Linked DNA regions of Homo sapiens: region 1 is linked to region 2. Evidence: chromatin loops called from intact Hi-C (ENCODE). Cell type or tissue: mammary epithelial cell. All regions are shown on one strand. Links, peaks and the distances in the headings refer to the core of each region. The heading gives the core; the rest is flanking DNA.

The links. Peaks named below come from ENCODE experiments on the same cell type or tissue, not always from the same donor. Only the 100,000 strongest peaks of a DNase experiment are listed, where the experiment ranks them.
Region 1: a loop joins it to region 2, with 4 times the contacts of the local background. A loop is called at or near these places in 2 of 110 quality-filtered maps.

What each region holds. Positions count from the first base shown.
Region 1 is chr6:71,474,892-71,491,145 of GRCh38, reverse strand. LOC105377853 (a long non-coding RNA gene) reads right to left here. Exons shown (of 4, transcript XR_942683.3): 2 at 15,478-15,599; 3 at 15,255-15,346; 4 at 11,634-11,900. Among named protein-coding and RNA genes, the nearest start is that of LINC01626, 62 kb to the right of the region's middle. In mammary epithelial cell, for the core only: a CTCF peak has its summit at 8,173; a DNase peak (open chromatin) is centred at 6,625; H3K27ac peaks cover 362 bases.
Region 2 is chr6:71,182,895-71,199,148 of GRCh38, reverse strand. No RefSeq gene overlaps it. Among named protein-coding and RNA genes, the nearest start is that of OGFRL1, 98 kb to the left of the region's middle. In mammary epithelial cell, for the core only: a CTCF peak has its summit at 8,121 (motif pointing left); no DNase peak of the experiment used is centred there.

The DNA of each region.
Region 1 (16,254 bases), core at 3,517-11,516, 290 kb before region 2:
TCTTACAGGATAAAATCGAGGTGTCAGCTGTATCTCCAGTCATCTCAAGATTCAGCTGGGATAAGATCTGATTCCAAGATCATTCACCAGTTGTTAGCAGGATTCAGGTCCTTGGCAGCTGTTGTCAGAGGCTGCCACCAGTTCTCTGTCGTATGAGCTTTTCCATAGGGTAATTCAGAATACTGCAGTTAGTTTCCTTAAACTGAGGAAGCAAGCAAATGCCAGCAAGACAGAAGTCACGGTCTCTTGTAAACTAATTTCAGAAGTGATATCCCATCACCTTTGTTGTATTCTATTCACTAAAAGCAAGTCACTAAGTCCAACCCACACTCAAGGGGAGTAGACTACAGAATCTTATTACCAGGAGGAGGAGATTGTTGGTTAGCATCCTAAAAGGCTGCCCAATACATCATGATTGTCATGAGCAGGGAGTACATAGGATGGAAACATATTTATGATATTACCAGAAAAAAAATGCAAAAACTATTTGGAATATATCAGCATCTCAAGGAAGGCATATGTTGAACATCACAGCTCTGCAATAAAACAGAAGTGAACACACTCCTTTGTTCTGTGACTTACAAACTATATATTCTTGGACAAGATACTTTATGTCTCTGAGTCTCTGTAAAACCTACATTGCAGAATAGATGTAAAGATTAAAATAGATAAGACCAAAAACACCTAGCACTGTACTTGGCAAATGGTATATGGTCAATAACAATAGTTACCACTATTTTCCTTCTTACATGTATCCTAGTCTATCCAACTAGAAATCAATATTTTTAAAACCATATAGCTCTGTATAAAGACAATGACATCTAGGAATGATGTTTCAATGAAAACAGTGTTGCAATAAAAATAATATCTTACGTTAGTTTGGCACTTTTCACTCAACAAAGTGTTTTCACAAACTTTGTCTTACTTGATCCTCACAAGGTGTGTGAAGGCAGTTTGGGGCTTATCAAGGCTCATCTTTGTAAAACAGGAAAACTAAGAAACAGAAAGGTTAAATAAATTACCCAGGATTGCACGATAAATCAGTATATCAGGACAAGGATCTCTGAAAAGATGTGGAAGGGATTAGGAGTGTCTGGTGGTGGTAGGACCAAAAACATACTGAAACCAGAAGTACCAGTAAGGCAGGGGGCCACTTAAATCCAAAGAGTTCTATGGATGGAGTAAACCTGTGACTCAGCAGTCAGGAAGGCGAGGGCAGTCAGAGCTTCCCCTGATCAGAGCTCAGGGCAAATATGTGAAAGAAAAAAAAAAAAGCCAGAGCTCAGGACAAATATGTGAAAGAAAAAAAAAGCCAGAGCTCAGGGCAAATATGCGAAAGAAAAAAAAATCACTCAGAGAATGACCATGTAGCCAATGCAGAAGAACAAGGCAAGGGAAGGTCAGGCAAGGCTGATTTTCAAAATTTTTGTCAGATAAATTTCTTTCATTAAATTGATTGAGAACTATAAAAAGACATCAGAAAAGCAGTCAGGAACCTGTAAATCAGGGGAGGATGTAGGCAGTAGGCGGAGTGAATCAGGAAAGGGATTTGGAATGGCACTGACAATCAAAGTCATGCTCCACTAAGAACTGTGAATTAACTTAAAGTAAATACAGTGAGTATATCCAGATATACAGATATCTAGATATACAATATCCAGATATACAGATATCTAGAAATACAATATCCAGATATACAGACAACACGGGGATATTGTCAACTACAGTCTGTATACAACTCCATTTAGGTTATAGTTCATGATGTAAAAAGAAACCTTTAGGCCCAACTTAAAATACATGTAGTTTCATGGTACACCTCCCCAACTTCATCTCCCCCACGTTGTGCATACGAGAGAGAATCATACAATGGCCCCAACCAAGGGAACTCGTGGGCATTCCATATAATACTTAAGACACATTTTGACAGAATATAATATAACTCTACAAGTTATGTTTTTAGAAAGAGTATTTTCATGGGATGGTTAACACCAATATTCATTTGGAAAATAAGATACTGCCAACCTACATGCTGAGACACAAACATTTCTTTCTCCAAGGGCTTGACCTCAACAACATGCCACCTTAGTAGAATACCTTTGCGAACCTTTATAAACTATATATATATAAAAAAAAATTCTCCCTGTGAGAAATTTGTTTCACTGTAATCTGACTTAACACTATAGCCTAAGTTACATGAGAAAAAAAAATGAGTATTTCTCTTAGGATATAAAAAAACAAGAGACACAAGTAAGACTGTTCTCCTTAAAGCCTTTGTAAAAATGGGATGGGCTATAAACACACATGCATTTATTTTATAAGACAAAATTGCTGTACTCAAGTTGCCCCAAATCTAGAAAACTGAAGAAACATGTAAATTACCCACCTCAATAATGAATAATAAATGCTTAGAGGTGATGATAGGGCCTAGAGGAATTAAAAACAAAGGGGACTTCTGAGCAGAGGGAACACTTAAGTAGAGCTTCAAGAGACTAGCAAATGTTAAGGATGCAGCTGTTAAAAGAAAAACTATAGCCAAATTAAATTTAAAAGAGTTTAACTGAGCAAAGAATGATTGGCAAGTCAGGCAGCCTGTCGAGCCAGAGTTGGCTCAGAGACTCCAGCACAGCCAACATGGTGGAAGAAGAGTTATGGACAGAAAAAGGAAAATGACATACAGAAAAGGAAAGTAAGATAGAGACAGCTGGATTGGTTACAGCTCGACGTTTGCCTTATCTGAACACAATTTGAACAGCTGGCCACCTTTGAGGAACTTGGTGATTGGCACAGGCATAGACTACAGTCTGTATACAACTCCTTGTAGGTTATAGTTCACGATGTTCAGAGAAAGCTTTAGACCCAACTTAAAATACATAAGGAGGCAGCTTAAGGCTAAACTTCATTTAACAGTGCTGAAACATAGCAATTAGCTTAATGGCTGGGACACCAGTGTATGAAGAGGAACATTGTCTTAGTCTGTTGAGACTGCTTTGTTACAAAGTACCAAAACAAAGGAACAGAAATATATTTCTCACAGTTCTGGAGGCTGGGAAGCCCAAGACCAAGAAGCTGACAGAGTTAGTGTCTGATGAAGGCCCTCTTTCTGATTCATAGATGGCACCTTCTCACTGTGTCCTCAAATGGTAGAGGAGCAAACAAGCTCTCTGAGCCCTCTTTTATAAGAGCACTAATCCCATTAATGAGGCCCTGCCCTCATGAACTTATCACCTCCCAAAAGCCTAACGTCCTACTATCATCATCTTGGGAGTTAGGATATAAATTTGTGGAGGGACATAAATATTCAATCCAGAGCAGACATTAATAGGTTGGTCTACAGAGGTTAAGGCATTAAACCTTGAGGAGTTAAGGAGTCAGGACTCTTTCCTGATAGCAACCTAGTTCTGTATGGACTAATTTTAAGTAGAGAAATGACAAGATCAGATTTGTATTTTAGAAAAATCACTTGGAGTCGGAGACAGGGATGGAATAATAGGGAAAAGACTTTTAGCAAAGTAATTTATTCCTGGAGAAGCTTCTGAGAAAAGGATGTACCTAATCAAAACAATCTAATTTTATGCATACTCTTCCACTGTAGGTTTTGTACCTGGTTCTATTTTTAACCCACTGTTAGTGATTCCTGTTACAGACACATCTATTTTAGACTGGAAACTACTTTAATTCGTACCCTGGGTGATGAGGTCTTTTCAGAATATGAGGTATTGTGATTAACTTCACTTATTCACTAGCTCTCTAAAGACACACTGTAATTGGGTTTGATGGCCACTGTATTTTTTTGTCATTTATAGTTGGGTTTATGGTCTTTTTCAGAAATAATAACCAAAAAATAGAGCCTTTATAGAAATAATGAGCCATAGAAGAATTTTTTACCATTTGTTAGTGGCATCTGCCAGTCTGCTTGGCCATGCATGACAATAAATGCTATCTTTCTTGCTTTATGAAAATGACAAATTGAAATATGACTTCACTTTAAAATGCATTTGGAAAGGAATAAGACACATATCATATGTATCATAAGAACAATAAAGCATAAGAGAGTTTCACCTGACTTTTCACACCTCTTTTTGGACTTCTTTAGTTGTAAAAAAGAAAAGGTATGGAAATTACTAAATGACACACAATAGGCAGCTGACACCCATAGAGCTGAATATGTAATTCTGTGGCCTTAGGGAACTAGATATTGTTTTTGCGTGTGTGAGGGGAGAAATAGTGGCCCAGAATCTATAAAACAAAAATACTGTCATGGACCTATGATTTATGCCACAGATGATCTTAAATGTTTACTTTTTCTAAATTTCCAGAAGTAAATACCAAGTACTGAGCATCGGTGCTGTGCAGAAATCATTAGTGCTGTTCACCCAAAATTTGGGGTTTTCTCCTCAAGCAGATGGTAAGGCTGTAGTTTCCTGCCCCTTTTAAATGAAAAGCACCCAAGTGACTCACTTTGGTCAAAAAACTATTTTTAAAAAGTGACGTGTGCTATATCTGAGGAGAGGTTTTAAGATGCAGTGGCTCTCTTATCCCTCTGGCATAGCACATGGGCATGTTCAGGAATGTGGTTCTCCATCAGTCTAGGTCCCTGGGTGACTACCAGAGACCCATTTTAGACCTGACAGACAAGTAACAAAGCAAGAAAGGAATGTGTATTTTTATGGCAGCAAAACATCTATCTTGAATGATACAGAAATAAGTACCTAGACATGAGTGCTACCATAGCAAATAAGCCTAAAATATATGGTAGAGGCTAACAACCGGGCAGTAGACAGCAAGCAAACTGCCACTGGAGACGAGAATGATAGTGATCGTTGTAATGCAGTAGCAAAACAGTTGGTAAAACTGTTGCCTGGGATAATATGGAAGATAGAAAATGTAGCTCTAGAGAATAAGATAGGAAAACAGTGTTAGTGATATGTATTGATTATAATTGGCTGTACAGTCATGCACTGCATAATGATGTTTCAGTCAACAATAGACCACATATATAACAGCAGTCCTACATGATTATAATGTATTTTTACCGTGTCTTTTCTATATTTAGATATGTTTAAATATACAAATACCTACCACTGCATTATAATTGCCTACAGCATTCGGTACAGTAACATGCTGTCCAGGTTTATAGCCTAAGAGCAATAGCCTATACCATATAGCCTAGGTGTGTAGTAGGCTCTACCATCTAGGTTTGTGTAAGTACATCCTGTAATGTTCACACAACAACAAAATCATCAAACAATGCATTTCTCAGAACATATCCCTGTCATTAAACGATGCATGACTGTGTTTGACAGGGCACCACAAAAAGAGATGACTTCAGAAACAATCAGGGAGGTTTTAAACATCAATAAAAGAAAATAGGGGCTGGGCGCAGTGGCTCATGCCTGTAATCCTAGCACTTTGGGAGACCGAGGCAGGCGGATCACTTGAGCTCAGGAGTTTGAGGCCACCCTGGGCAACATAGTGAAACCACCCCCCCATCTCTACTAAAATACAAAAATTAGCCGGGCATGGTGATGCGCACCTGTAGTCCCAGATACTCGGGAGGCTAAGGCACTAGAATTGCTTGAACCCGGGAGGTGGAGGTTGGAGTGAGCCAAGGTCACGTCACTGCACTACAACCTGGGCGACAGAGCAAGACTGTCTCAAAAAAAAAAGGAAGTGGCCAGGAATTTGGGAACCTGCAGGATTGCAGAAGGTGATTTTATCTCTTCAACAGTTAAAAGATGAAACTAGAGGCTTTGAAGCAAAGGTCACCTGGAATTCTGCCTTGGGTCAAGGATCATATCAAGGATGTTATGGGATGAATTTTATACCCTTCAAGATTCACATGTTGAAGTTCCAACCTCTAGCATCTCAGAATGTAACCCTATTTGGGAATATAGCCTTTAAAGGGGTGATTAAGTTAAAAGAAGCTGTTTTGGTGGGGCCCTAATCCAATCTAGTTCTTATAAGGAGAGAGAAACACTGGGTGTGAGAGTTGTTCTATGTACCAATTTGAGTGGCCCACTGGGTGACCCATATTAAACATTTTTCTGAGTGTGTCTGGGAGAGTGTTTCTCAATGAAACTAGCACTGGAATCAGTGGACTCAGCAAAGTTGATTGCCCTCCCAATGTGGCTGAATGTCATTCTATGTGTTGTGGGCCTGAGCAGAACAAAAGGCAAAGGAAGGGGGAATTCAACCCATTTTTCCTGACTCTCTGCTTAAGCTGAGACATCTCATCTTATCTTCTGCCCTAGGACTGGGATTTGCATCATTGGCTCTCCAGGTTCTCAGGCCTTTGAACTCAGATTGAATTGTATCACCCACTTTCCTGAGTCTTCAGCTTGTAGATGGCAGACTGTGGACTTCTCAGTCTCCATAATCATGTGAGCCAGTTCTGTATGATAGATAGATGATAGATAGATAGATAGATAGATAGATAGATAGATAGATAGACAGACAGATTCTCTATGGGTTCAGTTTCTCTGGAGAACCCTAATACACTAGAAATACATACACAGAGAAAAGACCATGTAAGGATACAGCAAGAAGGCAAGCATCTGCAAGCCCAGGAGAGAGGCCACAGGAGAAAGCAAACTGCCCACACCTTGATCTTAGACTTTCAGCTTCCAGAACTGTGAGAATATACATTTCTGTGGTTTACACCACTCAGTCTAAAATGTTGTGATAGCAGCCCTAACCAACTAATAAAAGGAAATGGCTGCCAGGTGCAGTGGCTCACACCTGTAATCCCAGCACTTTGGGAGGCCGAGGCAGGTGGCTCACTTGAGGCTAGGAGTTCGAGACCAGCCTGGCCAACATGGTGAAACCCCATCTCTACTAAAAATGCAAAAATTAGCCGGGCCTGGTGACACACGCCTGTAATCCCAGCTACTCAGGAGGCTGAAGCAGGAGAATCTCTTGCACCCGGCAGGCAGAGGTTTCATGAGTGGAGATACTGCCACTGCATTCCAGCCTGGGTGACAGAGCAAGACCCTGTCTCAAAAAATAAAAAAGGAAATGCCCATCACATCACTGAATGAAATAAGATGTTTCCACAAAAACCAGTAAATGGGTTCAGTTCAGTTGGACCAGGTATCACAGACATCAAAGATTTCAAAATTAAGTCAAGAGGAAGAGAGAGGCATGGGAGCAAGGAAGAATATAAATATGGTACATCTAAGAAATATGTCAAGAGAAGAACTTTGGGTGGCCATTGACACATCTAGTTGTTTGAGTCAAATAGAAATGAAGCTTTGTCAGTTTGGCAGGAAGTAGATGGCATACACAAATTATGTAACTGAAGGAAATGTATGAAAGAAGTAGTCTACAGAAATATATCAGAGGTAAGGTACCAATTAGGAATGATGAGGTACTCAGGAATTAGCAACCACAGGAAACCTTTGCCACCCCTAGGCCTCAAGGACAAAGGGACAGCACTGTGTGGAAGGATCCTGGTGAGGTCTGGAGCCAGGGAAGAAAAACCTTTAGACAGGAGCTAAGACCAGCTGAGTAAGGTAGCCACTGCCAGGATTGTGAAAAGGTTGAGGAAGGGAATGTCAGGATAGGGATAAATACTGCAACCTCTCTCCCTCTCAAATCCTGCCCTCCAATTTCCTACCTGTGTCTGCCACTTGCCCAAACAACAAAAATCCAGAGTATAAGGAATTCTGGATAATGCAGTCCACAGAGGTCAGCTCCTGGGACACAGAATAAGGCAGAGAAGGGAATATATTTAAAGGGCAGAGAATAACCAACACAGAAACTTATTCAATATTTTAAAAAGATATCCTGGTGAAAAAGAAACAAACCTGGACTGACAAAGTGACTGTGTGAGACTTTAAATTGTCCTGGAGCCCCCAGTCTTCTGTAGGCCAAATGTAGGAAAGCTGCTCATCTCTCTTGAGTTGAAGACTTGGAGCCTAATCAAGCAATATTTCCCATCACCTGGGGACCATCCCTTCTGCCCAGCACATTCGTTTGGTTTCTATGGATCAGTGATTCCTGTGTATCTCCCTTTCCTTCCCTTTCTGAATGGAAGTATTTATGAAGTTATCATGCTCTTGCTTTTGCCATTGCATATCAGATGTATAGGGGACAGGTAACTTGTCTTATAGTTCATAGATCTCTGGGTCATAAGGAACCACACTGGACCTGCATGTGCTGTGACTGAATGGCACTTTAGCGTGTTCTGCCTCTGGGAGGCAGTAAATGTACATATCGTGAAGGAAGAAAAGAAAACTTTATGTTTGTTAGCTAGACAGATGTCCAGTGGTAGTCATTAGTGCTATTCTGCATTTCCCCACCCAGCCAAATTTTCCTGGTAACATGACTTGCTCTGGCAAATAAAATGTGAGCAGAGGTGAGATGGGTGTAATTCACTGCACACTCTCTTTCCCTTTCCTTTTGGCACAGCCACACACAAGTTCAGGATGGTAGCTCCTCCATCTGATTGGGTCACTGAGGGCCCACAATATGTAGAGGTAATGAATATACATCATTAGCAAGAAATAAACTTCAACTGTTTAAGTCACTGAGAGGTTTGGGGGTTACATGTTGCCACCATGCTATCCTAGCCAATCCTAAGTGGTACATGTAGACAGTGAATTAATTAGCACCTGTATTTTAGACTATGTAGTAGTCATTGCTGGGGTGGAAACAGTAACTTTAGAATCCTGAATATCAATATCTTTATTGCCATTCTTTAGGGCTAGCTATGTTAATTGTGAAACAAATGGAATTTGATTATCATCTCCACCCTCCTCATGCCCAGTAAAAAACTTCCCTGTCCTATTCCTTCTTGGGTATAATGTGAATTGATCTGAATCATAATGGCTAATAATAAGTGTGTGTTTCTCCTTTCACCGGTACTCAGAGAAATCTTCCAATGTGGCAGCACATTTCTCAGCCTCAAGTATACTACAGTGAACGAGACAGATGTAGCCCCCACTCTCATAAAGCCCCTTCTAGCAGGAGGAACAGACAATGATGTGAGTGACTCAGCCACATTAGTGGGGAGGCTGAAGGAGTCTTCTCTGAAGAGCTAACAGTAAAAGTAAAATCTGAACAACAAGGGACCAGCCATGTGAAGACAGGGAGAAAGAAAATCTAGGGAGGGGAAACAACTTGTACAGAGTACCCTACCACATGAATGAGCTTGGAATATTTGAAGAACAGCTCATAGTCCACAGTAGAGTATGGTGGTTGAAGGGGCAAGTAATAGAAGCCTTTTGAAGAATAGGCAGGTCCAGATCATAGAAGGCTTTATAAGCTAGGGTAAGGAGTTTGGGATTTATTCTAAATGGGAAAACACTAGAGGATTTTGAGCACCAGAGGGATATGATTTTATTAAGTTGTAAAAAGTTCACCCTAACTGAAGTGTGGAGAATGAATTAAGAGGGGGCAAGTGTGGAAGGAAATGGACCCAGGAGAAATGCACTGCAGCAGCCCAGGTAAGAGGTTGGAATGATGGCGAGAAGAGGACAGGTTTGGGATGTTTTAAGGTGGGTTTGACACATCTTATTGACACATGGAATGAAAAGATGAGGGAATCAAGAATAACTCTCAGACGTTGGCTTCAGCTACTGGGTGGAAATTGGTGCCGTTTAACTAAGCTGGGCTAAATGTCAACTAAGGTGTTTCGATAACATTTGCATTTAATTGTGGCCTTTAATGTCTTTAGCAGGAACATGAATATTTAGGAGATTGCAGAAATAGTAGGGGAAATACTTTTGAAATGCTGAGAGGAGAATGTTTCCTTCCTTTAAAAAAAAAAAAAAAAGAAAGAAAGCAAAACTGATTTTCTGAATTTGGCAATGAAAGCTGGACCTCCTCAATGGCATGAGGTGATATGACCTTTTCCTGCTAGATTCACCCCTCCACTTGGCAAAATCTTCTCTTTGGCCCAAAGAGCAAGAAGGAAGGGGAAATCCTGATTTTCCTTTAATGCTTGATCCAAATATGACTCTTCCTTTGGTATCTTTGAGCATGTCTTTGACACAGCATGAACATTTAAATATGAAACAGATGTAAGACATACCATGAAACTCAATTTTTTAGTTTACCGAGACATAACTTTTCCCCAACTTTCTGTCCACTATAGATCTCTTTTAAATTCCTTATCCTTCCTCAGGAGGTGGAGATAGTGGGGTGTTGGGAGTCCCTGTTATCTTAGCACATCCACCGTCCAAACACTCAGTCCAAGACCTCTCCTTTCATCTAGCCTGGTGTTCAAATTCTCCCTCTTTCTCTTACTCAAGGCATCCCCTTTCTTGAATGAATGATGCTGGGGATAACCCCTTCCCTATCCAGAGGACTGTGGTATCTGCCTCTTTAAGTTCAAAACAATCACATACAAGCAATACACATGCACTTGCTGGGGCAGGAAGGGGTGGGATCCTTTCCTTCCTTTAGCCTTTTGGCATCTCAAATTAGTCTATGTGAAAGGCCTTCTCTTTACAGACACCTAATGATTAAGAAGTCAGACTCTGGGGAGAGACCACCAGTTTTCAAATCTTATCCCTGTTGCTTACTAGATGAGTGAACTTAAGCATTTATTTAACCTCTCTGAGCCTCAGTTCTTCTTATGAAGATCAGGGATAATAGTACCAATCTCACAGGGTTGTTGTGAGGATTAAATGAGATGGTATATGTAAAATGCTCACCCCAATGACTAGTTCTTAGTAAATTCTCAATATACATTAGCTATTATTATTACTACAGAAATATCATCATCATCATTATCATCATCATGATTATCATCATCCCAGTTCATAATGAAATCAAGATGTACAATCGTGGTTACAAATTTTTCATAGACTCAACCCAGAAATAGAGTGCTTTGGTGCAATATCTGGGGCATATGCATAGAGGATCATAAATAAATTAATAACTAAGTTTCTTTCTGTATTTCCTCTATGAATCTATAAATATATTCCTTTCTTGTATACTAAAAATCAAAATTAAATTCATGATTTCTAAGGCCATGCATTTTAAATGTTTTAGGTGTCCACTTGATATTAACTCTGTTAGTATAAAATTTCCCAAATATTCACCTAATCCTATCCCTTCCAGCTTTGTTATAACTAACAGTTGCCTCTTTCATAGTTGCCACCATGTAATATCAAATGAGCACTCTTCTGTTATAAGTTCACTATAGAGTAGTTGTTTGCAGATTGCTCTTAATAATAGTACAGTTTTGTTCTGAACCTATGATTCATGAACAAGTTTGAAAACAAAAAGGCAGAAGATGAACTATAAATCCTAATGCTGGGAGAGAGAACCAGGCTATTCAGGCAGATAAATCTCAGATATCTCAGAATTGTGATCTTCTGGATCCTCATTATTATTCTCAGCAGCAGGGAGAATTGAAAATAGTTGCATTTCTACAATGGATAAACAGGTAGCTTATACAAGATCTTTCTGTTTGGGTCAAAAATAGAAATATAAATAAAAACAATGAAACCGTCAAATAGTAAAGATATTCTTGAACCAAAAGAGCCAGGGTTCAGCTGTACTTGCAATAAGGCCCATTGAGGGAGCCAGTCATTCTAAAATATCCCTTCATTTTATTCATTTTTCTCTTTAAAAGACAAAAAACAAAACAAGACAAAACCACAAAAGAGAGGAGACACGTTATATAATCTACACACTGGAAGCCTAACCATTTTTATTTCTTATTGCAGTTTGAATTGGAAAGGAACACAAAGTCCTAGAACATGGTAATTCATCTCCTGTTTCTTTGTCTGCAACTACAAGTAGGAGATAGTTCAGAACCATGCCAATCAGAAAACACAACAAAGCTGTATTAGCTTCTTATTTGTTTACTGACAGATCACAGGCCACTTCCCTGGAATCTCAGACATCCTGTTAGGTCTTAGAGGCTCCATCCAGGCATACCTAGAGAACTTCAGAAAAGAAAGGGCGTTTAAAAGGGCTCCTCTTTTTGTTCTGTGAACATATCATAGTTGAGTTGAGTTTTTAAAATATTCTCCACCCTTGTTTGTTTCTTAATGCAACACCAAGATGTAATTTGTATGGAAGCCAAAACTAGAGACATGCTGAATATGTGAATACTGAGGAAGTGGTTTCCTTAGCAATAACAGGCATGTGAAAGTCAAAACTTCCTTTCCTTCTCATGTGACCTTTTTCATAGCAATTCAGATAGAGGACAATGGAATTGAATTCCAAGCACCCACAGTATTCATGAATTGCTAAGCAATGATTCACCAAGTACCCAAATTACTCTAGACTGCTTGAGCATTTTATTAGTGAAATTGCTTTGTATTTAAAATTTCCTTCCTCACTTTGTACATCAGTTTTCCTCATTCCTACAGGCCACTTTTCCACCACTTTGAGACAACAGACATAAATAGAGCAGTACCAAGTAGTGATTAGTATAAGGACTTCAGAATATCAGAGTGTCAGAGCAAAACATTTCATACAATATTCATAACTATTTCCTTCCTTTGGAAACATTAGCTACTAGATGCATATAGAAAAAGTTTGCTCGATAGCTAGCTACAGTTTGTTATTTCCTCAAAATAAATAATATAACTTAATTTGGGGGAATTCACTCAGTTGTATTTTAGAAACACTGAAGTTTTCTTTTGTTCTAATTACCGATGTATTTTGACCCACTCATCCTGGAAAAAAAAAAGTGCTACATTTGGCTTACAAATTGCACATTTGGCTTAGTCCTCAAAGGTGGTAATTTATTTAACAATACATTAGCAAGCTGGGACCTTCAAGTGGTATTTTTTTTGCCTTTGATTAAATTGTAGTGTTTTGAGGAACATAGACAAGGCAGTCTTATGAACTCTTATTTCTCTTTATAGTCTGTGAATTGTGAATTTCAAAATGACTAACATTACTTAACTTCTTTCAAAATTCTATTAAGTGACTCTGCAGTGAGTGTTGCCAGACAGACCTAATACCCAGGTAGCTATAGGTCTGTGATCCTGATCCTCTGTGCTCCTGATACTTGTGTTTCACAGGGCTGTAATAGTGGCTCTCATACTGGGTTATTATAAGTATTCATAAAGTGTGTAAAGCAAATGGACTAAGTAGAAAGGCACCGTAGCAACCCAGGTGAGAGGTCATCATGATGGAGGCAAGAAGGCAGATTTGGGATGTTTTAAGGTGGATTTGATGCATCTTAATAATAAATTATATGAATGGATGGAGAGAATCAAGGATAACTCTAAGATTTTGGCTTCAGCAACTGGGTGGATATTGGTGCTATTTAACTAAGCTGGGCTGGATGCAATAAGGTGCTTTGATAACATTTGCATTTAACTGTGATTTTTAATGCCTTAACTCAGGACCACAAGTACTTGGGGAATTGCAGAACTAGTAGGGGAAATATATTAGAAGAGTGAGTGTTGCAAAGTAGCTGCTCAATAAACCTTAGTTCTCCTTTCCCCTATCTGTCTCTTTGTTGTGACATTGACTTTGTTGTGACAGTCAATTTAACCTAAACTGCTCCTAGTTTAATGGCTCTTCTGGACTCAGAAGTAGTGCAACATACAGCCTTCATATTCAAGTGGCCCCAATCGTTACCTTCCTTGATAGTAAATAAGAGGTGAGTCTTAATAAAAGTATAAGGATCTCCAGTGAATTCACTATCTAACCACTCTCTACAGAGCTTGTGAGATTGTTTAACAAAGACAGTCTGAGTGGCCCAGGCAAGCAGGGTAATTTTCCACACCTTCAGACAAATACAGTGGAGATACAAAGTTTGCAATGTTCTTATTTGGCCCCCACACACTGCACTCTGGCAGTGAGAGAGGTCAGGCTTTCAGGAGGTTATTTCTGAACCTAGACAAGCATCCCACAGTGTGTGTGCACTGCTTACCCTCAGTGAAAAGTGGTTCTCATTTTTAGTGCCGTAAATCCTATGATCATCCCCTCCCTTTTCTAACCAAAGCTGGTTCTGGAAGGTGGGCACTACCCCACAGTGTTGATTTGGCTAGTCCTGCTTCCACTGTAGCCAAAGTCACTGAGAAAGTACTTGATTATCTTTAGGAGTAGAACAGCCAGGGTAAGCCAGTGGAAAAATGTTACAGAATGACAAGTAAGTGCTTGCTAAAATATTTTTGGTGCTCACTTCAGGTTGACTCAGCAGGTCAGAGAAATGCGAATCCAGAAGTTAGGAGTGACCTTGGCTAAGTCACTTTATCTCTCCAGCCATTGAAAGCTTGGATTAAATCATAGGCTTTAGAGCTAGGTTCCATGGAGCTTTGGAGTTCTGTTATACCTGTCACAGGATAGGGACCATTGATAAAAGAGACTCTTAGCAGATGAGAATCTGGACATCTGGGCTCGGAGAAGCTTTGATTTTACCTGTTTTTATACACTGATTTAATTTGTTTAAAAATATCCACGAGCGAAAAGGAAAAAATAATTAAAAGTATACGCTAGATGGTTTCTAATTTCTTTTGAACCTGGACGTTCTAAAATTGTTACAAGAACAGGTATATAGATTGTAATTCACATAAGAACCAGTTAACAAATATAAAACAACAATAACATGAATCACCAGCACTGTTTCATAACCAAAGATTATTCTCCTAATCTTAGCCAGAGTCTTATAAATGTCTATTTTTGTCCAAAAAGTATTGAGAAAGATATAATAGATAATTCAGAGTAAATCTGTGGCAACTAGGAGAAGAAATTTAAAAAAAGAGAGAGAGAGCAAGCATGAGGTTAAGAAGCTTGTAATCAGTGAGGTTCTCCCTCTAACTTAGGGAGAAAAAGTTCCTAATACCAGCAATGCATATTGACCAAACTCATTCTTACCTATTTTGCTAATTTTTTTTTGACCTTTAAAAATGTCATAGGCACTGTTGGGTGTTCAAAGTGAAGGTCTTAAAGGAAATAATACTTTGTCCACATCATTGGGCAACATTAGGAAGAATCAGAGCCACAAAGGGATGAAGACAACCCTCTTTGTAGCCATGTAGTGGTTCTATCAGTAACAGCTGGAGTCAATCTCTCTGTGCAGCATATTTTTAAGAGGTGAGTTGTTTGATACCTGCTCCCCATTATCCAACATCTTCAGGAAAGGCTGAAGCAGCCTTGCAGTTTTTCTGGCACGGTTTTACCCCTATTAAAAAGGCTATTGTTGAACTGTTCAAATTGGGATGCTTTGATTGTTAGCACGTTCAGTACTCTGTGATTACCGTAATTACAGACCTGTGAAGGTCAAACTGACAAAACTGAATATAAACTGGAACTGAATATAAACTGGGACAACTCACTGCATTAGTTCTTTTTGCACTCTTCGGTTGTTGTTGTTGTTGTTTTTCCCTGTTGCTGTTGTTGTTGTTGTAAGAGTTGCCAAGTGTTAAATCTATAATAGAAAATAAAAATGAAAGTCATCAATTTTACAGTTTGGCTTTGGCTACGTAGAGTCAATATTCAAGGAACTAAAAGGAATGCTCCGTTGTACTTTCAGGTCCAGTTATACTTTTGGGTCATTACCTTCCTCCATAGTCATGGTCTTGAGTTCATGTGATGTATCCAGTTATGTTTTTAAAGTGGGTCATGAGTCTTCAATGTTTTGCAGATTTTTTCCTTATTTTTCTCTTTGCAGGAACATGACGCTAAATACAAAATACATTTTTTGTTTGTATATGTATAGAGGAATATGTAGCAGAAATAGTTCTCATGTAAGGGGAACCCACACAATTATACAAAAATAAATGAAACGGTCTCCCTATAATTGCATGGCCAAAGACCAGAATAAAATTACTTCTCAGGTACACTAAATACAAACTAGTCTTTATTTTCCTTTGTCCTCATTGATGGCTTCAGACAATAGTTTTAAGTAATAATTAAGTAAAAATAGAGGCTATTATCTTGTATGCCATGTGGAGGCATGAAAAAAGGTAGAAAACAAAATAAATATAAATTCTTTCTACACAACAGAGAATACTGCTTGCATAGTGCCAGGAAAAAGTTTGGGGTCAGGACAAAAGCTATGTCTAAATGAAGCCAAAATAGAAAAGCCGGATGGAAATTAATCAATTCACAAAATCCAGATGTTTCATCTACTGAGATCCAGCCATCTGAATTTTGGCTGCCTGAAATGTTCATGTTTCCTCCAGATGTTTGCTTTCAGGTAGACATAATCATAATGTCCCATGCTTAATTTCATTATAATTTATCATATTGTTCAAAATGTTAAGTGTTCTCTAGCTAATGACAAGAATAAGGATAAAAGACACTATTTTTCATGTTTTAGTAGAAATGGCATGG
Region 2 (16,254 bases), core at 4,587-12,586:
GTCCCTGCCCCTTCCACATTCACACACCTACACACCTGTTTTCTAATTAACCTGGTCCTGGGTAATCTTGTCCAGCAATAAAGCCCACCCCCTCCCACAGCAAGGATTGACTTGGTTATGCAGTTGGCATTTTTACTTATGCTTACTGCTGGCTATCTCCTCAAATCCTTAAATCTTGTCTTTCCAAATAAAGTGCGATTCCTTGAGGGTAGGACCGTCTCTTCTGCAGCCACTAGCCTAGGGGCCCAGAAAAAGAAAATCAGGAATAGCTAAATAAGTCATGTATGTGGGATATAATAAACTAAGCAGTATTAATCATATTAACAATATATAGTGTTTACTAGGGGGTCAGACACTGTTCTAAGCACTTCAGATATATTAACAACTGTTAAATGTAGCTAGTGTTACATACGTGTGTTTCACTAATGAGAAAACAAAGTCACAGAAAGCTAGGTGACTTTCCCAAGGACACAAAGCTCGTAGATAGTTGGGTGAAGACTTGAACCAGGCTATCTGATTTCAACATCTATTCTTCTTGAACAACCAAAAAAAGAGTACTGGGGCTGTCTCCCTTAATCATCTTTTCTCCCTCAAATTTTCTATTTTCTATAGAAAAGAGAAATACATTTCTATTTTCTATAGAAAACAGAAATACATTTCTATTTTCTATAGAAAACAGAAATACATTTTCTATTCCCTTTCATTAGAGTTTCAATATCTGAAAAAAAAAAAAAGAAAACACTTAGTTGCCCAGATAACCGTAAACACACTAGGTGCCTGTCGTATACTTGTCAGCAAAATTTTAGCCCTCCATGAGTGAAAGGAGAGCTGGAATTCAAATTCATCCCCATGACTTAGGTATGTCTCCATTTGACTAATTTGCATTTATTTGGTTTGAACCCAAGAGAATGCTCAATGACCAGGCAAAAGTGGATGGCTGACCCTTAGAAGAAGCAAATCACTCCTATATGGTACTACTTCAGGCATATCAGGAAGGGAACACTACTATCAGACTTAAACTTGATTGGCCGGTGTCTGAATTTCCACCACCATAACTTCATCCTTTAGAGTAAGGTTTCAATGTTTGTTAAAAGTAAAATTCTCACAGAAAGAGAAGCACTTCAACTTGCAGCAGTCACTTCAATAAAGAGCTGAGATCATATTTCAATGAGTGGGAGTAGGAAGGAGTGCATTACTTGCCTTCTGTGTCTAGACAGGCAGCCTGGTCTGGTAAAAAGAAAGTATTAGGTATTAGCTGTGTATCAGAATAGCTGAATTCAATTTCTCACTTTGTTACTAAATTTGAAAAGCTTTGGACATCCAATTAGGCCCTCAGGACCTCAATGTCAGGTGTTGGAGGAGGATACTAGAATGATTTATAAGGCATCTTCCAGAGGTGTTGCCTACAGTGTCCCAACTGAAATACGTGCTCCCTAAGGCAGAGACCACGTATGTTTGGAGTCAACTCTAAATCCCAACACCCAGAACATAGCAGATATTCAGTGAATGTGTCTCAAAGAGTAAACGAATAATAACTTATAGCCAGGACAATGGCCTCTCCTAGAACTTTAGACCTTTATACTAACTGCTTCCCAGAAAATTTTTACCCAGATACGTCATTGTCATTTAAAACTCGAAATATCTAAGACTTGAATCACCACCTTGCTCCCAGTACCAGTTCCTTCTCCTTTTCAGTATCCTTGGCTTAAAAGGATCAACATTCCTGATATGTTGAAATTATATGGCTTGAAATGATCAACATCTCCTTTGCTTCTGTCTCTGAGCAGTCCTAAATCCCGTTAATTCCTGCTTAGAATTCCTCAGATCACCCTCTCCTTTCCGTCTCCTCTGCCAACCCTCAATCACGCTTATTACCTCTCGCTGGCATGTCTGAACCCTCCTGCCTTTCCCTCTTCTAAACAAGTCAGCCACATTTAACTTTCTGATACAATATTTTAAGAACATCATGTTTTAAATATATTCAACTATAATTTGTCAATTTCTAATTTTAAAAATAAAAATTGAAAGAGTATCATTTTTTTCCTCAGAAACCTTCAACAGCTCACCACTATCTATGTAAATGTGTGTTTGTCTTCCGTAGTCTCAGGTACAAACGTTGCATCAGCATAAGGTCCGGTCTGCAGACAGAAAACACCAGTAATTTGAGCTGGTAAAATTTAATATAAAGAATTGTTGGCTGGGCACAGTGGCTCACGCCTGTAATCCCAGCACTTTGGGAGGCCGAGATGGGTGGATCACGAGGTCAGGAGATCGAGACCATCCTGGCCAACATGGTGAACCCCGTCTCTACTAAAATACAAAAAATTAGCTTGCCTGTAGTCCCAGCTATTGGGGAGGCCGAGGCAGAGGAATCTGTTGAACCTGGGAGGCGGAGGTTGCAGTGAGCCGAGATCTTGCCACTGCATTCCAGCCTGGTGACAGAACAAGACTTTGTCTCAAAAAAAAAAAAAAAAAAATCGTTAACTAGGTAAAGATAGTTAAACACTAAAAGGTATAAAAGAAAATGCTAAGGTATTCTAAGGTAGCAACTCCAGAAAGCAGTTACTATCCCTAAGGCCAAGGGAAAGTGAATTAAGAAGGGATGTGGAAATTTAGAGGAAAGGGCCCTGCAAGACTTAGAAATACTCAGACTTCTGAGAAGGCATGGCTGCACAGAGATACACATATGACTGCTGTGAGAATGTAGAAACTTGATGGAGAGGCCACTTGGGAATCACCCAGCACTGAACTGTGGGAGCTTGTGCTGTGGTGAGCACTACAGGGATCTCCCGCACCCTTCCTCACGAGTCCACTTGCTATTGCCCAGGAACAATGCATGCTGGGCTTAATGCCTAGGTGATGGGTTGATGAGTGCAGCAAACCACCGTGGCACAAGTTTACCTATGTAACAAACCTGCGCATCCTGCACATGTACCCCAGAACTTAAAATTAAAATTAAAAAAAATTCTGCAACTTCAAATTTTGTACCAAATGGAGATTATAATTATTGATTTAAAATGAAAATGTGGGTAAGCTCCATTTGTACTTTTGCCTTAGGCCGTGGAAGTGTTAGGGGTGAGCCTGTGGAGGCACAGAGGGAGTGTTGAGGAGGAAGAGGTTAACCAGCAGGACAACATTTTGGCGGGGGTGAGTGGTGTTTTTTTTTTTGTTTGTTTTTTGTTTTTCTGAGCTCTTCTTTTGTATTATTTCTAAATAAAATACAAGAGTATTCAAGGTAAAGGGGAAAAAAGCATACTCAGTGAAACAGGCAAAGTCCTTTTTTCCTGCCATTAATACCTTGCAATCTCTTTTTATTATCTTTTACTGACAGAGTTGAGCATCAAATCAGAGAGCAAAGGAGAAGTGTCTGCAGCATTCAGCTCCACTATTACAAAGCAAGGCAAATAAGAGTGGGTTTGGAGCTGAGATGCACTGTTCTTTCCTTTGCTTTTAGAAAAAGAATATCAAAGTTCCCCACATCAGTTGGAAGTGACATTTCTTCTGAACTCCTATTTCACTTATTTTGGAGACCAACCATGTAACACTAATAGTGTGTTATTAGATATTCTAAATATTCTCACATAATGTGTTTTCCCTCATACTAGATTACAAATTCCTTAAGGACAATTGTCTTTTAAAATTTTTGTGTTAATTACAGAAATGGTATTTCAAATGTATAAAGTGAATATCCTTCTAACCATCGTCATGTCAAGACATAGAATGTGGTCAGCATCCCAGAAGTCCTCTGTGCCCTTCCCAATGACAACCCCCAACTCTGCTCCCAAGATAACCATTGGCTTCTACAATAATCACTTCTTAACTTTTCTTTATTACCCCAGTGTGCTTCCCTAAATCTTATAGCTCAGGTCTGTATTTTGTAATGTCTTTTAAATCGCTCAATTTATGCTTTCATCTCTGTCCTTTTTCCCCTATATTTTATTTGTGTAAGAAACTGGACAATTTATCCTATAGAATTTTCAACAGTTTATTGCATTCTCATGGTGTAGTATAATATGTTCCTCTGTCCTCTGTATTCTTTTGTAAATTGTGTTTTTTGTAAATCAAGAGGCACAATCAGATACAGGTTCAAAATTTTTAACAAAATTTGTTTAAAGGCTGTTTTGTTCTTTAGGGAGTACACGATATCTAATTCTCTTTTTGTGATGTCAGCAATCATTGATGTTCATTATCCAAGGGCTTTAACTCACTAGGGTTGCATACCAGTGACATTCCAATTCTATGATTCCTTGTCCATTTATTTACTGGGATACTTCTACAGAGGAAAGCTTCCCCTTTTCTACTATTTGGTTGCCTAATGTTACATTTCACCTAGAAAAAGCAAAACAAATGCCAGATTTCAAAATAAAGAGTTTGTTAAAAAAAAAAAAACAGTTACATGGAGTTTTATAATTCATTATAATCTTGTGGATTTTGCTATTGGCCTTATCGATGTTCAAACTGCCTTATCTTTAAGTTGGTTCCAACTTTTGACAAAACCTATTAGTCTTTGATAGCTTCCTTGATATCTGCTATGATGATACTCCAGGCTTATTGTACATTTTCTGTCCAGCACTGAAAGTAGCCATTTCCCCAAGATTCCCTGGTTTCTTTTAATGTGAAATAGTAATTCAAGACCAAAAACCAAGGGCTAGGGTGCTCATCTATAGTAGGCTCAATATAGTTTCCAGGCCTTTACAATGGACAGAAATACATATAACAGATTAAGCTAGGAGATATATAGAAATATATATATATACACACACACACATATACATATACACATACACACATATATAGTTATCATAATATATATACTTATATAGGGAGACAGTTATAATTTCTAGGTAATTTCAATGGGCAGACCTAGGAGGTAATTATCATAGACATAATGGACCAAGCTAGGAGAGAGAGAGAATATAACACTTTTTTTTTTTTTTTTTAGATGGAGTTTCACTCTTCTTGCCCAAGCTGGAGTGCAATGGCGAGATCTCGGCTCACTGCAACCTCCGTCTCCCAGGTTCAAGTGATTCTCCTGCCTCAGCCTCCTGAGTAGCTGGGATTACCAGCATGCGCCACCATGCTTGGCTAATTTTGTATTTTTAATAGAGACAGGGTTTCTCCATGTTGGTCAGGCTGGTTTTGAACTCTTGACCTCAGGTGATCCACCCACCTCTGCCTCCTAAAGTGCTGGGATTACAGGCATGAGCCACTGTGCCTGGCCGAATATAACACATATTCTGTAGAATAGAATAAACTAAGATAGAATGAATATCCTAGCTTGTCATTATATCTATACATTTTTATATATGTATAATGATTATGTGTATATTACTATATTGAAAATTATTTCTAATTGACATAAAAAAGCTCTTCTTCTTACTCCCACACTCAACACTTCTGGTCACCAAAATTGGTGGGGACTTTTCCCCATACAACAACCGATTCTCCAGTGGACACCAACTGAGTATCCTATAATTCAATTCAATTCTGACACAGTCTACCTGGAGTTAGAGTCAAATTCCCAGGTTAAGGGTTCAGTCCAAAGACTGCCCCCACTGCAGATGCTAATTAACATGTGGGCCTCTGAAACTTCTGACTGACTGGCTATAAATTGGAAGTAACCACTACAACCCGCTCAGGCTTGAGCATTTGCTAGAGAGGCTCATGTAACTCAGGGAAGCACTTTGTGTTTATTGGTGCATTATAAAGGATATTACAAATAATACAGATAAACAGCTAGATGGAAGAGATGCAGAGGTCAAGGTATGCAGGAAAAGGCAGGAAGCTTCTACGGCCTCTTGGGGCATGCCACCCTCCATGTCAGCAACCTGGAAGCTCCCCAAACTCCATGCTTCAGGAAAGTTTATGAAGGCTTCATTACATAGGCATGATTGATTATTAATTCAGTCTTCAGCCTCTCTCCTCTTCTGGGAGGATGAAAGGTGAGGCTAAAAGTTCCAGACTTTTAATCATGGCTTAGTCTTTCTGGTGACCAGCTCCCATTCAGGAGGCCACCAAGAGTCACCTTATTAGAACTCCTATCATCTAGGACATTCCAGAGGATTCAGGAGCTCTGTGTCAGGTGCTGCTGTCACTCAGGAAATTACAAAGGTCTTGGGAGCTCTGCGTTAGGAACCAGGTCAAAGAACAAATATTAGAACAAAAGATTCTCCTAGCACCCAGAAAATTCCAAAGGGTTACAAGTTCTGTGTCAGGAACCAGGTCAAAGACAAAATATTAGAACAAAGATGAACCTAGCTCCCTGATTACTCGGGAAATTACAAGGATTTTTGGAGCTCTGTGTCAGGAACTGGGGATAGAGATCAAATATATATATTTTTATTATGGTACAATTTCCTATTCCTTTAATAATAATTATGTATTTATCATTATAACTATTATTATTTCCTATAGAACGTACCTCTCTATCAGAACTTAGTCCTTTATATCTATTGATAATTCTATATAATTATATGCATGGTAAAATATATAAACAATAATTATATGACAATGATTATTTAATATATACAACTATATATGTAAATATCACTCATTTATTTAAAGATAAAATACCTCGTATGTTCACACTATAATTCAAATTCAGATTTCAATGTTACTTAAACTCTTCTACCTTATGTTCAAATCTCTTTTTGTCTTCAGCAAGAATCCTGGGTTGCAAGGACAATGGGGATGATTGAATGTTTTGTCCATGTCACACAAAACATTCTCAAAATAACACTATCAAAACTACTACCAGTATAATTACTGAAAAACTGTTTCAAATGTTTTTACATGATATTCTCATTCTCTCCTTGTTTTCTTTTAATTATGCTGTATCTATATTGTCAGAGCATAGAGCCATTACCACACTCTGTTCTTATGTCCTTCCTTTGTTCTTCACGTAAATATATGCTCAACGCCCACCATCCATCTTTATGTCAATATTTCTCTAGTAATTTTGGTTGTCTGAAGCTACTGTATACCCAAGGAAGGATTCACAGAAGCAGTATTTTTCAGTTCTGGCTTCCAGGTGACAGCTTGCTCCCTTTATACTTAAAAAAAAGTGTGGTTGAATATAAAATCTTGGGCTTACTGTTTCTTTCCCTTCAACATTTTAAATGTGTTACTCTGTTTTCTTCTGGTAGGAGAAATTGTTATTGAAAAGCATGATAACAATTCCTTTTTCTTTCCTTCATAAGTCACTTGGTCTATGGCTCAGATATTTGTTCTGGGTCAACTTTTCCAGGTATACAATGTGCTCCTTCAATACGTAACTTCACATTTTTTCATCTGATCAAAGTTTTGGTGCATTATAATCAGGTGCTTCTTCTAACTTGTTTTGATTTTTCATTCATGGATTCCTAATTTTTATATAGATACGTCAGATCTTCTCTGCCTGTCTTCTGAATTGATCATGTTCTTACTAACACTTTTCATCTCTTCCTTCATTTCCTTTTTCATTCCTTTCACTTTTTAATTGTGACAAAACACACATAACATAAAATTTACCATCGTAACCATTTTGAAGTGCACAGTCAGTGACATTAAGCACATTCACATTGTTGTGCAGTCAGCACCACCATCCATCTCCAGAACTCTTCGCATCTTGCAAAACTGAAATTTATACCCATCAAACAATGACTCTCCATTCCCGTCTCTCCCACCTAAGTCCCTGGCACCTTCATTTTTTTTTTTTTATATATTTAAAAATTTCCTTCTTTTCGTTTTCTATTTATTGTGAGTCATTACCAGTTGAGTCTATTTGCTCTTGTGTTATACTTCTAGTTAGACAATTTCTGAAATGAATGTTTAATTTTATGTTTAATTCTTTATTGATTTCTACCACTTTATTTCTAAGTTTTCTTTATTCTGGTTTATCTTTCAGATCTTCTTTCTGTTAGCTGTTTAAAAAATATAAATTATAGTTTTCTTTTTTTTTGTGTGAGAACATCTTTCTGGCATATCTTTATTATCTATAGAAATTCTACTCATTTTTTTCTCCCTGCCCTGTAATAAATTTGAATGTGATTTTAGCTCATTCTTTTCTGATGCTCATTTTTACACCAAATTAGATTTTCTGAAGTTTTAGAAAGGAAGCTTGGCTTGGAATCATTTTGGGTTCTTTACATTTAATGTCTCTCGACCACCCTCTTCTGGTTGTTTTTATAAAATGTCCAACGATATAAATACTTAAATTCTAAGATTTTCTGATTCTATTCTCCCTTACCACTTTTATCTGGACCTTATATTTCCTTGGTGTCTAGTGTCCCCGACCTGCTCATCTTAGATTCTCTTAACAATTTATTCTCAGTTTGGATCATAGCTTTGTCTTGGAGGAACCTTTGCTGGGTAACTTTGAGAGTGAAGGGACCTCAGAATATTCAATCTCCTTAGTCTTACCACGGACAGTTTTGGACCATGAAAGCCCCTCCTAGTTTCAGTTACTGTTTTCAATTTGGATCACTGAGTTTTCCAGATAAATGCTTGTTGGCTTCCTCGAAGTCAAGTTTGTCAGAGATCCCATTGCTTCCTCTTGGATAGATGCTGACACCAAGTAAATCTTTTAGCTATTGCTGATTGCTTTGCCCAGCTAATTTTTGTATTTTTAGTAGAGATGGGGTTTCACCATGTTGACCAGGCTGGTCTCAAACTCCTGACCTCAAGTGATCTGCCCACCTCTGCCTCCCAAAGTGCTGGGATAACAGGTGTCCTTTACAATTTTGACGCTCTTTGCTCTAACGTTACAAAGTGCCTAAAGAAAATGATACCTCTAACTTTTAAATTTGTTGCTCAAATAGTTATTAAACCTTTCCTATGTACAAGATATATTGAGCTGGAAACTAGAAAGCTCTGCTCTGAGATCTGGTGAAGTTGGCAGTGGCTTCTCCCAAATTCCCTCATAGAACACACAGAACAACTAAGATTACAAAAATAATTATGGGGCACAGACAACCTCCACAAAACTAGGGACCAGATATCCCCACAAATCCCAAATTATGAGCAACACTACACTACACTACAGCCTGGGCAACAGAGCCAGACCCTATCTCAAAAGAAAAACTTTGTAAAGGGGGCGAAGTTAATTCTTGTTATCAATCCACCAACTTTCCTGACAGCCAGCTCCTCCTTCTGTGCTTCTGGTGGGTGGCTCTCCTTTCTCTTATCTTCTCTCTTTTTTTTTTTTTTTCCTGTGAGACAGAGTCTTGCTCTGTCACCCAGACTGGAGTGCAATGGCAAAATTTCGGCTCACTGCAATCTCCTCCTCCCGGGTTCAAGCGATTCTCCTGCCTCAGCCTCCTGAGCAGCTGGGACTACAGGTGCACACCACCACACCCGGCTAATTTTTGTATTTTTAGTAGAGAAGGGGTTTCACCATGTTGGCCAGGATGGTCTTGATCTCTTGACTTCCTGATCCACCCTCTTCGTCCTCCCAAAGTACTGGGATTACAGGCATGAGCCACCACACCCAGCCCTTATCTCTTTTTTCTTTCCTCCTGAGGCATATTCCCTTCCTGCCCTCCTCGACCTATTTATACATTATACAATTTATACATTTATACATTTTGCTAATGTTTGCTTAAGATTTTTTTCTAAATTCATAAATTAGATTTTCCTTTCTCAAACTGTCCTTGGTTTGGTATAAAGATTATGCTGAAGTCTTATGATGATTTGTCAAATGTCCTCTCTTTTTCTATCCTCTGGAATAGTTTGTATAAGATTGGAATTATTCATTCTTAGAATATTTGCTGGAATATTTTGGTAAAACACTTTGTGTCTGTACATTTTGAGTATGATGATTTTTAACAAGTGAATCAATAAATTTGAGGAGAGTAAGAATATTAATATTTTCTGTTTCTTCTTGAGTCCATTTTTGTAAATTGCATTTTTCCAGGAATCTGTCCAATTCAGTTTTGCTGCTGTTTTGTTTTGCTGCTGTTTTGTTTTGTTTTGTTTTATCAAATGTATTCTTTTCAAATAATCAACTTTTGGCTTTGCTGGGCCTCTTTATTGCATGTTGGTATTCTATTTCATTAAATTCATATTCTTTATTATTTTTATCTTTCTACATTTTCTGGGTTTTTTTTTTCTTAACTTTCGAATATAGATGATTAATTTAATTTTCCTGTCTTTTCTTCTTATCTAATGCAAGTGTTTAAAGTTAAAACCTTTTCTCTGAGTACTGCCTTACCTGCCTCCAACAAGTTATAATAAAATAATTGTATTTTCTTTTAATTCTAAATATTTTCTGATTTATGATGTTTTTGACTCATAAACTACTTAGAACAGTTTCTTTCTTTTATTTTTTTAAAGAAAGTCTTGCTCTGTTACCTAGGTTGGGGTGCAGTGGCACAATCATGGCTCATTGTAGCCTTGAACTGCTGGGTTAAAGCAATCCTCCAGCCTCAATCTCCTAAGTAGCTGGGTGGGACCACAGGTGCATACCACCATGCCTGGCTAATTATTTTATTTTTTCAGAAATGGGATCTTGCTTTGTTGCCCTAGCTGATCTCAAACTCCTGGGCTCAAGTGATCCTCCTTCTTTGGCCTCCCATAATGCTGGGATTATAGGTGTGAGCCACTGTGCCCAGCCTAGAACAGTTTCTTAATTTTCAAACATACTGACTTTTTTTTCTAGTTATCTCTTTGCTATTGAATTCTAGAATGATTGTAATTTGGTCACAGAATGTAATTCCTATGGTGCCAAACCTTTGGAATTTGTTGAGACTTGCCTCATGGTCCAGTATGAATCAATTTGTATAAATGTTCCATGGGCCCTTGAAAAAAGTGAAATGTGTATTCTGCAGCTTACGTCCATTAAATTCAGCTTGTTAATTCTGGTGCTGAAATGGCCTAATCTGCATTGAGTCTTTTGTCTGCATTAAAATACTCTGAAAGAATACATAGGAGACTAGTACATTGCTTTGAGACAGGGAACCATGTGGCCATGGAGGAATGCAGAGCTCTCTCCATTCCAGATAGCATTGCATCTCCCCAGGCCTGGACCTTGCTATTAGAGGAACTGCAAAGGAGACCCCCAGACCACCTCCTGATCCTGGAAAGACTCCCAATCCCTGACACATGACACTCCCAGCTCACTACAACAGTCTGACAAAGACAGTAATCTTATGAAGGGGACTAAAATTGAAACCGACAGTATGTTTTCCCCTAAGAGAATGTCAGGAGTACACCACCCTTCCTCACACCCTTACTTATCTCAGTCAGTATGAACAGCTCAAGGTGTTGGGTCACATGCATTATTTTTTTACCTTTTTCATAAAATTCTGTACATCCGCTCATCTGACCTAATCCCACACACTGACCCATCCTAAAAACTTTCACTGCAATCTTGGGAACTGAGCCATGTATCAGCAAAATCGCCTGTATCTTCAACCTCTCCTCAAAATGCTCCTCCAACCTCTTACTTTGACTGAAACCTGCCACCTTGCTTTGTATTTAAGTGTCACAAAGTTGCTATTTGTTTTCTCACACCCCTACAGGGTCTGGAGCAGAGTGGATGTCCTCATTATTGCTTCTAGACCAGCGCTCTGGAAGTGTGGTCTACAGACCAGCAACAACCACGTCACCTGGGAGCTTGGAAATAGAGAATCTCAAGTCCCACCTGCAACCTACCGAATCAGAATATGCATTTTAACGAGACCCCCCAGTGCTTTGCATCAACACCATAATCTATTTTCAAGCAGAACACTCAAAGTAAGGAACAATCTGAAGCCCACAAAGCTACACCAGACATTGCTTCTGGTTTCTTCTATGACTGCCGCTTGTCTGTTTCTCCCACTTCCTTCCTTAGCTCCACACAGACTCTTGATGTTCCTCAAACACTCCAGCATGTTCCTGCTTCAGGAGCTTTTTATTTATAGCCTCCTCTGTCTGAGACACTTTCCCATCAGTTAACCTCACAGCCCACTCCCATACTCCATTCAGGCCTCTGCAGAACCCACTTTTCAGACAGCCCTCCTTGATTGACCTACATAAATACAGTAGCTGCCTACCTGCCCACAATTATTGCCTACTTTCTTTTTCTTCTAATAGCTTTAATATGTATATATTATTCATCTGTTTCTTTAATTCATTTTATCAATCTCTTCCTTTCTCTGTTTCTCTATCATCACACACACAACAATAAAAGGCCCACATCAGGAGAAATGTCCTCTATTTTTTTTGACTGCTGTTATCTCCAGCATGGAGAACATGTTTCCAGCATGGAAAACAATACCTGCATATTGTAAGTGCTCAATAAACTATTTCCTTACAAAGTAACAGATGAATGAGAAGCAAAGATGAAAAAAAATGCTGTCACTGTATAACCATATATACCTTCCAAATTTGAACCATGGGAACATTATTATCTGCTCAAGAAAAGATTACTTAAATGTTTATTGTTGCCGTCAGCAAAGATTTTAGTTATTTATTTTTTAATTTGTACTATTTTTATTGTTGTATTCCTATTGTTTTACTAATAACACTTTTTAAACTTTTAGCTTCATGGGTACATGTATAGTTTATTATATATGTACATTGCATGTCATGGGGGTTTGGTATACAGATTATTTCATCACCCAGGTAATAAGCACAGTACTCCTCCATAGGTAGTTTTTCACTCCTCATCCTCCTCCCAACCCCTACCCTCAAGTAGGCCTTTGTGTCTGTTGTTCCCTTCTTTGTGTCCACATATACTCAGTGTTTAGCTCCTACTTATAAGTAAGAACATGCTATTTGGTTTTCTGTTCCTGTGTTTGTTCATCCATGTTGCTGCAAAGGACCTGATCTCATTCTCATTCTCATGATCTCATTCTTTTTTACGGTTGTGTAGTAATCCATGCTATATATGTACCATATTTTCTTTATCCACTCTACTGTTGATGGGCATTTAGCTTGACTCAATGTCTTTGCTATTATGAATAGTGCTGCAGGGAACATTCACTTGCGTGTGTCTTCACGGCAGAATGATCTATATTCCTTTGGGCATATAGCCAGTAATAGGACTGCTGGGTCCAATGGTAATTCTAGTTTGAGTTCTTTGAGAAATCACCAAACTGCTTCTCACAGTGGCTGAACTAATTTACACTCCCACCAGCAGTATATGTGCATTCCCTTTTCTCCACAACCTTGCCAGCATCTGTTATTTTATGACTTTTCATTAATAGCCATTATGACTGATGTGAGCTTGTATCTCACTTTGATTTGCATTTCGCTAATGATCAGTGATGTTGAGCATTTTTTCATATGCTTGTTGACTGCATATATGTCTGCTTTTGAAAGGTCTGTTCATATCCTTTGCCCACTTTTTAATGGGGTTGTTTGTTTTTTGCCTGTGAATTTCTTTAAGTTCCTTACAGATGCTGAGTATTAGACATTTGTCAGATACATAGTTTGCAAATATTTTCTCACATTCTGTGTGTTGCCTGTTTACTTTGCTGATGGTTTCTTTTTGCTGTGCGGAAGCTCTTTAGTTTACTTAGGTACCATTTGTCAATTTTTTTGTTTTGTTGCAATTGTTTTTGGTGCCTTTGTCTTGAAATATTTTCTAGGTCTTAAGTCCAGAATGGTATTTCCTAGATTATCTTCCAGGGTTTTAATAGTTTTGGGCTTTACATTTAAGTCTTTAATCCATCTTGGGTTGACTTGTATATAGTGTAAGGAAGAGGTCCAGCTTCAATCTTCTGCATATGGCTAGCCAATTATCCCAGCACCATTTATTGAAAAGGGAATCCTTCCCCTATTGCTTGTTTTTGTTTACTTTGTTGAGATCAGAGGGTTGTAGTTGTGTGGCATTAATCCTGGGCTCTCTGTTCTGTTCCGTTGGTCTGTGTATCTGTTTTTATATCACTACCATGCTGTTTTGGTTACTGTAGTCTTGTATTGTCGTTTGAAGTCAGGTAATGTGATGCCTCAAGCTTTGTTCTTTTTGCTTAAGATTGCACTGGTTATTCAGGCTCTTTTTTCATTCAATATGAATTTTAAAATAGTTTTTTTTATAGTTCTGTGGAGAAGGTCATTGGTAGTTTGGTAGGATTAGCATTGAATCTGTAATTGCTTTGGGCTGTATGGGAATTTTAACATATCGATTCTTTCTCTCCAAGAGCATGGATTGTTTTCCATTTGTTTGTGTCATCTCTGATTTCTCGCAATTCTCATTGTAGAAATCTTTCACCTCCCTGGTTAGCTGTATTCCTAAGTATTTTATTCTTTTTGTGGCTATTGTAAATGAGATTATGTTCTTGATCTGGCTCTCAGTTTGGATGTTGTTGGTGTATAGGAATGCTACTGATTTTTGTACATTAATTTTGTATACCGAAATTTTGCTGAAGTTGTTTATCAAATTAAGGAGCTTTTGGGCTGAGACTATGGGGTTTTCTAGGTATAGAATCATATCATCTGCAAACAGGGATAGTCTGACCTTCTGTTTTCCTATTTGGTTGCATTTTGTTTCCTTCTCTTGCCTGATTCTTCTGGCTAGGACTTCCAGTACTATGTTGAATAGGAGTGGACAGAAAAGGCATCTTTATCTTGTTCCAGTTTTCAAGGTGTATGTTTCCAGCTTTTGCTCATTTAGTATAATATTGGCTGTGGGGTTGTCATAGGTGGTTCTTATTTTTGAAGTATGTTCCTTCAATGTCTAATTTGTTGAGGGTTTTTAACATGAAGCGGTGTTTAATTTTATGAAGTCTTTCAACATCAACTGAGATGATCACGTGGTTTTTGTTTTTTGTTCTGTTTATATGATGAATCACATTTATTGATTTGTATATGTTGGACCAAACTTGCATCCCAGGGATAAAACCTAATTGATTGTGGTGGATTAGCTGTTTCATGTGCTGCCAGATTCAATTTGCTACTACTTTGTAGAGGATATTTGCATCTATGTTCATCAAGATTATTGGCCTGAAGTTTTCTTTGTTGTGTCTCTGCCAGGTTTTGATATCAGGATGATGCTGCTCTCATAAAAGGAGTTAGGGAGGAGTCCCTCCTCCTCAATTTTTTGGAATAGTTTCATTAGTAATGGTACCAGCTCTCCTTTATACATCTGGTAGAATTGGGCTGTGAATCTTTATGGTCCTGGGCTTTTTCTGGTTGGTGGGCTTTTTCTGGTTGGTAGGCTTTTTATTACTGACTCAATTTCAGAACTCATTATTGGTCTGTTCAAGGATCCCATTTCTTTCTGATTCAATCTTGGGAGGTTGTATGTTTCAGGAAATTGTCCATTTCTTCTAGGTTTTCTAATTTGTGTGCATGGAGGTGTTCATTGTAGTTTCTGAGGGTTTCTTTTTTTTGTATTTCTGTGGGGTCAGTGGTAACATCCTCATTGTCATTTCTGATTGTGTTTATTTGAATTTTCTCTCTTTTTTTCTTTACTAGTCTAACTAGAACTCTTATTTATTCTTCCAAAGAACAAATTCCTAGATTTGTTAATCATCTTTTGTATGGTTTTTCACATCTCAGTTTCCTTCAGTTCAGCTCTGATTTTGGTTATTTCTTTTCTTCTGCTAACTTTGGGGTTGGTTCCTCTAGGTGTGATATTAGGTTGTTAATGTAAGATCTTTCTAACTTTTTGATGTGGACATTTAGCACTATAAATTTCCCTCTTAACACTGCTTTAGCTGTGTCCCAGAGATTCTGGTATGTTGTATCTTTGTGCTCATCAGCTTCAAATAATTTCTCAATTTCTGCCTTAATTTCTTTGTTTACCCAAAAGTCATTCAGGAGCAGGTTGTTTAATTTCCATGTAATTGTATGGTTTTGAGTGATTTTCTTAGTATTTATTTCTATTTTTATTGTGCCATGATCCAAGAATTGTTTGGTATGAATTCGGTTTTTTGAATTTGCTGAGAATTATTTTATGACCAATTGTGGTCAATTTTAGAGTATATGCCATGTGCAGACAGAAAGAATGTATATTCTGTTGGTTTGTGGTAGAGAGCTCTGTAGAGGTCTATTAGGTCCATTTGATCAAGTGTCGAGTTCAGGTCCTGAATATCCTTGTTAGTTTTCTTTACTGATGATGTGTCTAATACTGTCAGTGAGATGTTGAAGTCTCCCACTATTATTGTGTGGTTATCTATGTCTCCTCATGGGTCTTTAAGAACTTCCTTTATGAATCTGGGTGCTCCTGTGTTGGGTTCATATATTTTTAGGATAGTTAGTTTTTCTTGTTGAATTGAACCCTTTGCCATTTTGTAATGCCCTTCTTTGTCTTTTTTTATCCTTTGTTGGTTAAAGTATGTTTTGTCTGAA